2 separate regions of the Homo sapiens genome follow, and region 2 is linked to region 1. The links are chromatin contacts, found by Hi-C or POLR2A ChIA-PET in ENCODE. All regions are on one chromosome and are shown on one strand. Each heading gives the region's core, a stretch centred on a gene start or an enhancer-like site at or near the end of the contact. The rest is flanking DNA. Distances are from core to core; before and after follow the strand shown.

Region 1 (6,037 bases), core at 2,299-4,798:
ATTTATGTTAAATCCCTGAACATAAACAACTTTAATGAAATGTTTTTAGGGAAAAATAATTCTAAATATGTGATTAAGAAGGAAGAATTCCAAGCAATTAGGCACAGGCAAAGGAAACAGGTGTCAATATAGTCCATCCCTTAAAACTTTCAGCCAGGGGACATCTCTGCTAAAACTTGCAACAATTAATACATTTTTACGTACTAAGTGCCAGTCATTGGCTAAATCCTTTACATGGGTTATCTAATTTAATCCTGCAACAATCCTAAAGGTAGGTATTAAATTTTTACAAAATTCAGGTACATTCATCTTTGAAGTAGGAGATGTAATGTGGTCTGCCACACAAGAAAAATACTAACATAAAAGTGATAAACAACTTTTATAATCAGGAGATGAAGAGTTTTCTGTGGGGACAGCAGATAAATAAATTTGGTAGTACTTTTTTCTGAGGAAAGAAAAGGGTTAACAGAATTACAAACAAAGATAATAAAATAATAAAACTTCTGTACTCACTAAAAGGCAGAATTCAGCACCTAGAGAACACCCGATTAAATTACATTAAATGTTAAAGAACCTGATATTTTACGGTGATAGGTATCAAACAATAAACCCAAGATTTGGTGAAGACCAAAGCTATAATTAATTTCAACAGTAGTTTAGATAAGTTAATTTTTGATAAAAGCTGGGGACGTTTGTGAGGTTTTGATTTGTTCGTTTAGAGAACAGCAGGGCACGATGGCTGACTCCTGTAATCCCAGCACTTTGGGAGGCCGAAGTGGGCGGATTGCCTGAGCTCAGAAATTCAAGAACAGCCTGGTCAACAAGGTGAAACCCTGTCACTAAATCAAACTAAACTAAACTAAACTAAAAATACAAAAATTAGCTGGGTGCGGTGGCGGGCGCCTGTAATCCCAGCTACTCAGGAGGGTGAGGCAGGAGAATCACTTGAAACCGGAAGGTGGAGTTTGCAGTGAGCCGAGATCCCACCACTGTGCTCCAGCCTGGGCAAAAGAGCTGAACTCTGTCTAAAAAATAATAATAATTCTCAAACACTTCTAAGTTTAAGGACTGAAAATACAGTGGCAAAGTTGCTGTCTGTTGAAGTATGGGCAGATGGCCAATAAGGTGGTATTTCTACTAGGAAGATGTAATTGGCCATTCCTGAAACGTTGGTTGGGTATCTTTCTGGGAAAGCTCCTCATAGTCTGCCATGCCTAATTCTAGATCTCACAGGCTTGGAAACCTGACTTTTATTTTATTTATTTATTTATTTATTTATTTATTTATTTATTTATTTATTTATTTTGAGATGGAGTTTCGCTCTTGTCACCCAGGCTGGAGTGCAATGGTGGGATCTCGGCTCAATGCAACCTCCGCCTCGCGGGTTCAAACGATTCTCCTGCCTCAGTCTCCCAAGTAGCTGGGATTACAGGCGCCTGCCACCACGCCTGGCTAACTTTTTGTATTTTTAGTAGAGATGGGGTTTCACCATGTTGGGCAGGCTGGTCTTGAACTCCTGACCTCAGGTGATCCACCAGCCTCAGTCTCCCAAAGTGTTGGGATTACAGGTGTGAGCCACCACACCTAGCCGGAAACCTGACTTCTTAGCAAACTGTCTCTCAGAGCAAAATCACTTTAACCACAGTGATTAAGACCAGAATCCATTGATTAAAACGTTTTGTGTGTTTACATGTATGTATATATGTGTGTGTGTGTGTGTGTGTATATATATATATATATATATATATATATATATATATACACAAAAAAGATCTCAGAGACCTAAATACATTCCCATTACTTAGCAGATATAAACAGCAATTTCAATTATAATCAGAAAGTTTCTTGGTGAACATGGAATCAGAATAAAGAAAGTTGAGGTGGAATTTCCTTGGTCCACATCTCTTCTGCCTAGCTGGTGGTTGAATGAAAATACACCATCAATTGTGTCTATTACTCTTTTTGCCAGTCCTTCAATCAGGTTATAATCTAACCCTCTATCAGCTCAGAAGACCAGGTACCTCTTTTTTCTTTCCTCAAATCCATTAGATATTGAATTATAGCTTAAGATTTGGAGGGCAAATATGTGTTGCTTATTTCAAATTCTATTTATTGACTCACTCTGCCCACATCCTAACAAAGACGATATAGAAGACCAACAGAGTTTCCTATTAATTGTCCTTTCATTCACAAGAAAGAGACATTGCTCTGACCAGCATGCTCTGACTGTCAGGGAACTTATTATCATCTTAAATAAGATCAAATTATGTTCAATAATGAAGACAAGAGTAGGAAGAAGCCACCTTGAATCCAGTGGAACTGCTGTGCTCTGAAGTAATGGTAAGGGCACAGGACTTGTCTGTTGTTTACCCATGAATGCTGTCCTTAGAATCTTAGACAGCAGCACCACCTCACCTTAATGTGTCCTTAGAGACAGCTGAAAGCTTGGTGTAACGACATACATCTAAGGATACCTTTATAAATGATAAGGCAAATTGGTCCAAACAAAAATTAAGCCTGACCTCAAAATATATCTTTTAACTAGTTATTTTTATAAAATTCAAATGCCATAGAATGTGCTGTCTGCTTACATAGACAAAGCTCTTGATGCATTTTGAGATGCCAGTTGTTTGATGGGTGAATTGTAATGAAGCTTCCTTTAAGATTATCTGCAGAAGCAGACAAGTGATCATTGAATTTAGTTTGCCATCCTATGGCCTAGGCTCCTGTTGTCATGAAAACCTGAAATTGATTGCCAAACACTTGCACAGTAATTTTGAGATTCTTATAATTTAAAGCTCAATCATTTCTTGACTGAAGGATACTTATTGAGGAAGCTTCCATCATCAACCTCCGTTTAAAAAATTTCTTACTGTGTGGATTTTAATCAGGGCAATAAAAGGATCATCCACAAGCTCCACATCACTCAGCCATATTAAATTATGATGTAATCTAGTAAAAAAATCAATAAGTGAGACCCAGTAAGGAACCTGAGACTGTTCAAGACTAGAATGCAGGTAGGCACCATATGGCCAGAAATGAAGTGACTACGTATTATCTTCAACCAGGGACATTGGATTTACTCAGTTTCTTTGGGCTGGGCAAAAATGACCTTGTAATGCATTGAGTTATAGGCTAGCAGACATTAGGCACCACACTATCCCTTCAAGGTACGGTCTTTTTAACAAGTCCTAGGAAGGGCTGTTTGAGTTAATTCAGAGCCCGCAGAAGGGCTCACAACAACCTCCTTGTTTTGTCCTAACGTGAGCTGATCCTTCTTGCATCAGGTGGCTCCTCTGACTGTCCTGCCCTTTGGGTACTGGGCAATTAATCCACAAACGCAAAATCCTGAACCCTGGGCTAAGAAAATACGAACTGATTTGGTAAACAAATGATATGTAAAATCTATACGCACAGAGTGGCAAGTGACAAAGGAAATTGCAAATGCCCCTAAATGCTCTTTCCCATCGATTGGCAGAGAGAATCTAACACATACACAGAGGAGATGGAGCATAAAATTGGGCGGACTGACTCAGAGGTTTGTTTTGATTTTTAAATCATTTGTTAAAACTAAAAATGAGTGTGCGTACGCGTGGAGAGGGGGAACAAGGCTTCTCTAATCAGCAAAGGGGCTGTCGGCAGGCGATGTACAAATGAAAGCGCGCTTTCTAAATTTCCAAAGCACTAAAGGGAGAGAAATGCGCAATTACTGTGGGATTCGCCCAGAGGAGCAGCCTCAGGAGTTGAAGGGGATCCTGTCCCTCCCAGAGGAAAGCTCACGATTGGATTGGAACTTCTAGCGACTGCCTGAGGTGAGCTTCAGGTGGGGACCGGCCCCGCCAAGTCCGAGGCAGTTATCCACAAGAAAACACGCGCGTGCCCCCGCTGCTCCTGCGTGGTGGTCGTCCGGAGACAGGCGCCCTGCAGGGCATCTAGAGGGCCCCAAATGGCTCAGCCGGGCCCGCGGCGCAACAGGCTGCACAATAAATTAAAACAATAGTGAGAATAAGCAAATGGTCTGGAGGGCGGGCGGAACCGAAGCTCGCTCTTCGGAGCTGGAGTGCCGCGGGGAGGGGGGTGTCAGCGTCCCAGGGATGAGACCTTCCCCTCCCCCTTCCGCTCCCCGGCACCCCCTCGACCAGACGTCTCTTCCGTAGGCGCGTCCTCCGGGTCATGGGGAAACAGAGGCAGAGACTTGGGAAGGAGAAATGGAGAAACCAGGGCAACGTGGTCAGTGCTGCAGCGCCATCCCTTTTTCACTAAGACCACCCTGGGCCCCTGGGCGGGAAGCCCTTCGCACACTCCAGCCGGGGAGAGTCCGGGCTGGGTTCCGCAGCGCCTGTGGCTGTGTGGCCGGGAGGCTCCTTGCTCTCGCCCGCGTGGTCCTGAGATCGGTCGCTCGTTCCCACAGGCCCCGGGATTGGCTGCACCACGCAGCTGTTGTCCAGTTCCGGAGCTGCCGCGTTCAATCCGAGTCCCTCCGATGCTTTCACTGATATTAAAATTTCACTTTTCGAACTGGCCTTTTATTTATTTTTTTTTACGCAGTCGTTTTTGGGAGGCAACAACTCGGACATCCTGTATCCGTAATCAGATAATCTCACTCCTGCTTTTGTATTCCTGCAGCTTTAAACTCTGCAAATATTTGTGTCCTTCACAAAAAAAGGCGTTCCTCAGTCTACCTCCAACCTCGCCGGGCAACTTATCTTTCCCAAGTTCACAGCCTGACTCCGGATCTCTTGGTCTCTTGTGATCTTGCAGCAATTCAGCAGAAAAGACTCGGTTTGGGTTTTGGTTTGTGATGGCTAATAATGGGGGTTTTACCCCCCTGATGTTTGGGGGATTTGTGCTTGTTTTATGATTACTATTTTTCTTGTTTCCTGCAGTCAAGGAAAACTGTCTGTGTTACAAGCAAACTTACTGTCCCCTGCCTCAGGGACGTGAGTTCCAGTCCTGGACACTTTACTTTCTCTCTCTCCGGTCTTCCCTGGCCCACGGTCAGTTTCTTAACTCTCCTTGTCCTTGATCTTTTCCCGAAATGCCTGGACCCTCGCCTTAGCCCCTCCTCCGATTTGCCCCTTTCTTTAATTTGTCTTGTGTGTTAGCGCTGGGTCAGCGCGCCCTTTGTGCTGAGGTCCTGGGCCGGTGTGTGTGTGTGCGTGCGTGCGTGTGTGTTGTAGTGTGTGTTTCTTTTGTTATTTTCTCCCCTAACACCGCAGAAATGAAACACACATGCAGCTCTGTCGCCTCATATTTTCAGATGTTTTTCACACTATTGTCTGCTCCAGCCCGTTGAAAGTGCAAAGTGAAAACAGATGCATCCAAAAAATTTTTTTTGAAAGGGACAATCCTAGGATGGAGACTAACCCCTCGAATACAGATAAGCAATAAATATTGTATCAGATTTATAACGTGCATCGAGCAGTCTTGATTAGCACCAAGGTGAGCTTTGGTGAGATTTTTATCATTTCCATGTGTCTGGACTACAAGAAGAAATCACTGGGGGAAGAGCTCTATAAATCAGCGTCCATGTCAAGACAAATCAAAATAATGCCTCTATTATTTCAATCAATAAACCATTTTTATTCCCAACATCTGATACACACAGTGTGTGTCCGTCTGTTTGTATTTGGAATTGGCAGCCTTGCCTTATACCAAAACAAACCTTTCAAGACGTGTCAATGAAATTAAAATTTTTAAAAGGAGAATTCAATGTGACCCTCCTTCCCTTTCGAGCTACTCCATTCTCCCCTTTTTAAGCCGCACACCCCAAGTCAGTAGGAGAGCTTTGCAACTCTGCAAAGGATGAAATTGCTTTGAGAATTTCAGAGAAAAGGGGTGGCGGGTGCTATTAGGGAAGAGAAACCGAAAGCGGCGACAGGCAACGACTGGGACTGAGGAAAGCCTCCCTGGCTCCTGGCTCCAAGATATTCCAGAGGACGGTCCTAGGGCGGTCTCAGGAGGGTGTGACAGGGTGCTCCCGCGCTCTGCTAAAAACCAAAACCACCACCTCCCACCACTGCCACCAAGATTTTTC
Region 2 (6,260 bases), core at 3,114-5,613, 860 kb before region 1:
TACAAAGGACATATATTTACCTGAAAGTTTCTTTCCTTTTTATATGAACATTTTACTCAAATTATGAAGTGACAATTTCTCCATATTATTAAATAAAGAAGTGCATCAATTATTTTCTATGAAATATTTTATATACAATCAAAATATAATATATACAATACAATCTTATTATTATAAAAATCTACCAATCAAGGAGAACAGTGTAATTCCATTTTGATTGTAAAAGTGTTCTATATTTGTATGTATATGTTTGCATTTTTTTTCCTGTGTGTGAACCAAGATGTGGAAAGACACACATCAAACTAATTCTATGAGAACTCAAAATGGAGGTAAAGTGATGCATCAGGTAGGTTAAATTATACTCAGGTGACGAGTGGCCCCCGAAGCTCAACGTTTAAAAACAATAAAGACATTTCTCACTCCTGCTACTCTTCTATGGAGGATTACAGAAGAGTTCTGCTCATGATGACAGGCAGGATAATGGAGCATAATGATGGAGCATACACCATCTCATATGCTGCCAGTTTCTGAGGCAGACAAAAAGACAAGTTGTACTCTTACCGACAATTAAATACTGTGGCCAGGGTGTAACACATTTACTCACAACCCACAGGCCAGTGCTGTCACTTTTTCCAACCACAAAAAAGCCAGCAAATGCAACCCTGTCACATTCTTAAAAAGTGTAGAGCCAGAAATAATGGTGACCAGCACTAATGACTACCATAGGTAGAGAGCAATTGCTAGTATGTTCTTCATTCTTTTTGGTATTGCTTGTGTTTTTTTCTTAAAAACGTAGAAGATACTTCAAATACTTACAAATTAGAGGCAATTCTACTCTCATCATCTCCTCCTCTTTATCACTGTCGCTTTAATTATACACAGAAAAGGGAGGTAGAAACACATAGGGAAAACCAGGCTTCATTAAGCACCACCTATATTCTTACACTTTGTTTAGGAAAGTTCTATGATGCAAAATACATGACATGGAATCTTTCTCGGGTGGCTCTTACTCCAGGTGGCAAAACTGGTGATGGAAGAGCATAACATAAATGCAACAAACTTAAGGAAGGCTGGGAAGTCTCGCTAGAAAAGAAATGTTTTTTTGTTTGTTTGTTTGTTTGTTTGTTTGTTTGTTTTTTAATATAAGACTTGATTAACACCACAGATCCCGGTCCATTATTTTCTGAGGGTATTTTTGGTTAAAAAAAAAAAAAGTTAGAAATGATGAGGCTTATTCTAAGGGAGGGGAATGGTGCAAGTAGAACTGTTTGCGTGAGATGGAGGACTCAGAAAATCTATTAATGACAAACAAATTTAGAAAGATTGAGGGGCAGCTGGGCCGGGCACAGTGGCTCAGGCCTGTAATCCCAGCACTTTGGGAGGTCGAGACGGGCGGATCACAAGGTCAGGAAATCGAGACCATCCTGGCTAACATGGTGAAACCCCGTCTCTACCAAAAATACAAAAAATAGCCATGAGTGGTGGCAGGCGCCTGTAGTCCCAGATACTCAGGAGGCTGAGGCAGGAGAATGGCATGAACCCGGGAGGCGGAGCTTGCAGTAAGCTGAGATCGCCCACTGCACTCCGGCTGGGCGACAGAGCGAGACGCCATCCTCCCCCCACCCCAAAAAAAAAAACGAAGAAAAGAAAAAAAGATTGAGGGGCAGCCAATAAAACACAAAACTATGCTAAGAATTGTGGGCTCCATAAATCTAGAAAGTATGAAAGAAAATTATTACAGGTATATATAATTTAACATGAGAGATATTGTTAATATGAGGCCGTATTCCCTAAATATGAAATGAGTAATAAAAACTGGGCATTACATCAATGTTCCTCCCTAAACTTCAATTCTACGCAGTGATTTTATAGCCCCAGTGTTATCAGGAGTAAAATGCTATGGGAGAAAGCCCTCTTCCTACTTACATCTCAAATGAACATGGCTCCTTCTGCGGAAGTGGGAGTAAATTCAGGTCATTTCTAAACAGGCTCCGTTTCCATATCACTGCCCATTTTCTGCCATAATTTACAAATTCACTATCCTGTCATTGTTACAGAATGAAATAGTGAATTCTTTTATAACGTGCTGAAGCAGTAAGTTAGGGAAATGAACGCCCCCTACATTTATTATTGGATCTATGTTCATAGTTACAAGGAATACATATTTGGAATATGATTTGTAATATCTGAGTGGCAAGTAGCCATTATTATTCCTAATATAAGGGGATAATGTGGTCAAAATTTGCTTATTTAGAGACTACTTAATCAATTGAGAAAATTCAAGGTATAAATAATGAAAATGTTATATTCAAAGACTCTATTTCTTTTTCTTTTTCTTTTTGAGATGGAGTCTCACTCTGTAGCACAAGCTGAACTGCACTGGTGTGATCTCGGCTCACTGCAGCCTCCGCCTCTAGGGCTCAAGCCATTCTCCTGCATCAGCCTCTCAAGTAGCTGAGACTACGGGTACACACCACCACAGCTGGCTAATTTTTTTTTTTTTTTTTTTGTATTTTTAGTAGAGATGGGGTTTCACCATGTTGCCCTGTGTGGCTGGTCTCGAACTCATGACCTCAGGTGATCTGCCTGCCTCGGCCTCCCAAAGTGCTGGGATTATAGGCATGAGCCACAGCACCTGGCCCAAAGATTCTATTTCTATGTTAGAAAATAAACTAAGAGCCCATCATTTACCATTATTTGTGTGTATCTGGGGGGAGATAGGAACTTATTTTGTCATAAAGTTTTTAAAATTGCCATTAAAACCAGCTTATATATGTTCCTAATTCTTTAGGATGTTCAAATTCATACAAATTATCTTATTCTTATTTTGTCAAATTATTCTCATTTTGTCAAAGTTTTGCTTTATTTGCTTGTTTTTACTGAATAGGGAGGAAATTAATTAACATAAAAAGGGCTTGCATATGTTATAAATACTTTTCAATTATGGTCTATGGTTGTATAACACATATGATTTAAATAAGACACACTGTCTATATGTTAGCAATTTATTATGAAGGATTTGCATATGCTCCAATTACCACTATGAATAATTGTTATTTAAAGTCTCATAAAATATTTAATCATCCAAATGTATGTGGTTTAAAGAATTTAGATATAATATGAAATAGAAAATTGTACTTGGCTAGTTTTAACTTTCTTCAGCTACAAAATGTCATGATGGCAAGTTACCTAATTAAAGGCAAGTACCCAGGACTCATGAAAACCAGTAAGTTGGTAATGGTTGACTCCCTCAGTTAAGGTCCCTTTATACAGCTATGGATTCTATAGAATGAATCTTTGATTATGTAAGAAGCTTCTTGGATGCAGCTCTGATTTTAGAAATTTAGGAAAGAAGAAATTATTCAGGCTCTACTGGTAGAGTTTGTAGTGTCTCTTCATGTCTGATAGTTATAGCAGCTAATGAAAACTTAGGACATTGCAAGGAAAAACAATGAAGTATTAGGTTGTTGTCTCATTTTATGAAATTAACTCTCAACTGTCGTTATCAAGTTTTATGCTCAGAATTTCACTCTAACTTTGTTCTGATTTGATTTTTTATAACATGTTAAGATCGCATTGTAAGACTTTTCACTGGCCTTTAGCCAAAAATAATAGAATTCTGACCTGATATAACTCTCTTCTGAAAAGTAGAAAAGATCCCAGGAGAATGCAATTTTAGATCTCACACATAATTTTCCATTCTCCTCCTATAAATCAGACTTCTGTAAAATACTGTTATACCATCCACATTTCTGCAGATACTAAAATTCACCATTTATTTTCCAGTCTGCATTCTTCAAGAAAAGGGATGTTAGCAGAGGTTGTAAAGAGTTGTGGTAGTCAAAAAGAATTGGCAGGATTCCAGTTTGTAGAACTTGTTGACATTCTGCCAATTCCTTTATTAATACATGTTGCTAAGCAGAGCTCATATTCAGTTAGTGTGTTCCAGCACAGCCAAATTGATTGTTAACATTTTGAAATATTAACATTTCAGTAGGTAAATGGCCACCATTCTGTTCTTCCTAGTATCTCCTTCCTTATCTCAGTTTGATAGTCAATCACCTCCCCCAGCACCCCAGCCCAATGTACTGTTTTGCATCTACAAAATAACGTGTAGCACCAGAAGTGGCATTTAGGAGCTTGCCTTAGCTAGCATACGAATTTTTTCTGGTTTGATTGGTTAGTGCCCAATCTCTAGCAGTAGTTGAATACTTCGAATATAACTCTTGCACCTAAGTATGTTTCTAGGTACAGGTGACAGAAATAGAAATATGGGAAAGATGGCCATGATGATTCAATGCTGAAGCAGCTGAGATATCTCACAATCAGAGTTGAAATATTGCCTGAAGCCTGTGTGTCATCATGAAAAATTTTCTTTCCTGCAATTGTGGGGTGTTGCCCTGTCATTCATTGAACACTTCTTGATGGCTGTTTCCCAAATACTGTGAATGCAAGAATAATACAATGAGTCTTTTTTCAAAAAGCTGAATCAAGAAAAATAAAATACAATTTACATAAAAAAAGTTTATGGTGAGGGGCAGAGTATATGAAGTGCACATTGATGTGGGGATGAGAGGGAGAAAGTAGGAATGGGTGTTCAGTCCTCTCTGGACAAACTTTTAGGTGGCCTGCTTGAATCATGTGTTCATTTGTCCAACATATAATCATTGAGCATGGGTTCACATAGGACTAGAGATACAGAGGCAAACAAGAGAGGTATTCCCCTACCCTCCTTACCCATTGTATTATTTACCATCCAGGAAGAAAGACTCTAAAACTAAGGACATTATTACTAAATGTATAGCACCATTTTGAGAACTTACCTAAAATTTTAATGTGCTTGTTTATTTTTTCCTATAAAAGCAATGACTTTGATGATTGTGTTATTATTGCTTGGGATAAATAAAGTATTTTGTAGACAACTATTTTCTATTGATTGTCATTGTCTTTCTGGTAATTCTATAGAAATAGGATACTTGGCCACCTTGAAATAAAATGTAAAATTTATTGAGTGAAACTAACAGTTCATCATACCATTCATATTTATCTTGTGGTTTTCTCCTACTTGGTTAAGAACACTTGCCTCATTTGTCCTGTATGGAGAGGTAAGAGTTTAAAGACTTGCTCAAGGTGACAGAAATAGTGGCAGTCCTTATTTTACCAAATCCTTATTGCCTGGCTTTTGGTTGTTTTTTATAGCCCATCTATAGATTGATTGCTGTTAGTCTCAACCAATTACGAGCATTTCTTCTCAAATCTCATTTTGCTACAATATCAGCACTGCATTCCAGTTACTATTATAGGAAATAGAATGAAAGACAAGAAAATGTCATAATTTGTTATTTTCTGGGCAGTAGCAAGACAGAAATAATTATTTACTGAGTGACTGTATGTATTGAGTGACTACAGTGTGCTAGATTCCGTACCACACGCAGGACATTAACTCTCCATGACTCCATGAGGTGAGATCACTTATAATTTACTCTGTTTCTTGAGGTTAAGAGAGATTAAGAATTATCTAAGAGTTCAACGGTGCTAAGTGACACAGCTGGGATTCAAAGCCTGTCCTGTCTCTCAAGAACTTTCTACTACTCTGTGAAGATATACTGATGCATAAAAGTCCATTTTTTCTCTACTCAATAATATCTATAGGTACAATAATTATATTTACTTGGAAACATTCTAAATCATGACATTTTTTCTAGAATAGATTCCATTGCAGTGGTAGAGACCACATTAGGTATTTAAATCTTGAATAAAAGGACCTTAAAAATTGTTGGTGCTTATTTAGCCATTGAAATCTTCCAGTAATAATGAACTCACTAAGAAGGTTACTGATTCCATGTTTGAACAACCCCTTTGTTTTGAGCGTTGCTGTAATTCTGTTAGTGCTACTTCTACTATTGTGAGCCATGCCAAAAAATGATAATTTATAGAAAACTTAAAATGTGCCACATGATTAACCAGTGGTACTTTCAATCATCACAACAACCATATAATGTAAGCTTAACTATTTTTATTTTTGATATTGAGAAACTAGGGGTTCAGGGACCAAAACCACACAGGTGGTCCATGTCTGCACTAGAACTGAAGTCAGCTCTGTTTGACTAGAATGCATGTGTTCTCTCCATTATGCCAGCCACTACTATGTTGGAACAGTGTAAGCCTTCAAGCGAAATGATCATACAAATATTTGAAAGCAGCAAATATATTTTCCCCTACTTCTTTTCCTTTTTAGACCAAGCACACTTAGTTTGTTC

What was found. Hi-C counts contacts between places; a loop is a spot of excess contacts on that map. ChIA-PET counts read pairs that join two places held with the same protein, here RNA polymerase II (POLR2A). Pooled maps may share reads with other maps.
Region 2: a loop to region 1 is called in a map with no recorded cell type, with 5 times the contacts of the local background. The contact joins the enhancer-like site here to the promoter of LINC02106 in region 1. A Hi-C loop is called at or near these places in 6 of 168 maps with a recorded cell type or tissue (Calu3, MCF 10A, PC-3 and 3 more), 6 of 37 single-sample maps with no recorded cell type and 5 of 50 pooled maps. POLR2A ChIA-PET finds 5 or more read pairs at or near these places in 1 of 52 experiments (MCF 10A).

Annotation. Positions count from the first base shown.
Region 1 is chr5:50,967,698-50,973,734 of GRCh38, reverse strand. It overlaps LINC02106 (long intergenic non-protein coding RNA 2106), which reads left to right and starts at 3,548. Exons shown (of 2, transcript NR_104653.1): 1 at 3,548-3,812; 2 at 4,158-4,518. RefSeq lists an enhancer at 3,547-4,068.
Region 2 is chr5:51,827,499-51,833,758 of GRCh38, reverse strand. No RefSeq gene overlaps it. Among named protein-coding and RNA genes, the nearest start is that of LINC02118, 180 kb to the left of the region's middle. Within about 2 kb of position 4,363, at least 2 of the 41 ENCODE cell types and tissues checked have a DNase peak (open chromatin) inside an H3K27ac peak, as active enhancers do; they include PC-3 and PC-9, where a contact is called at or near this core.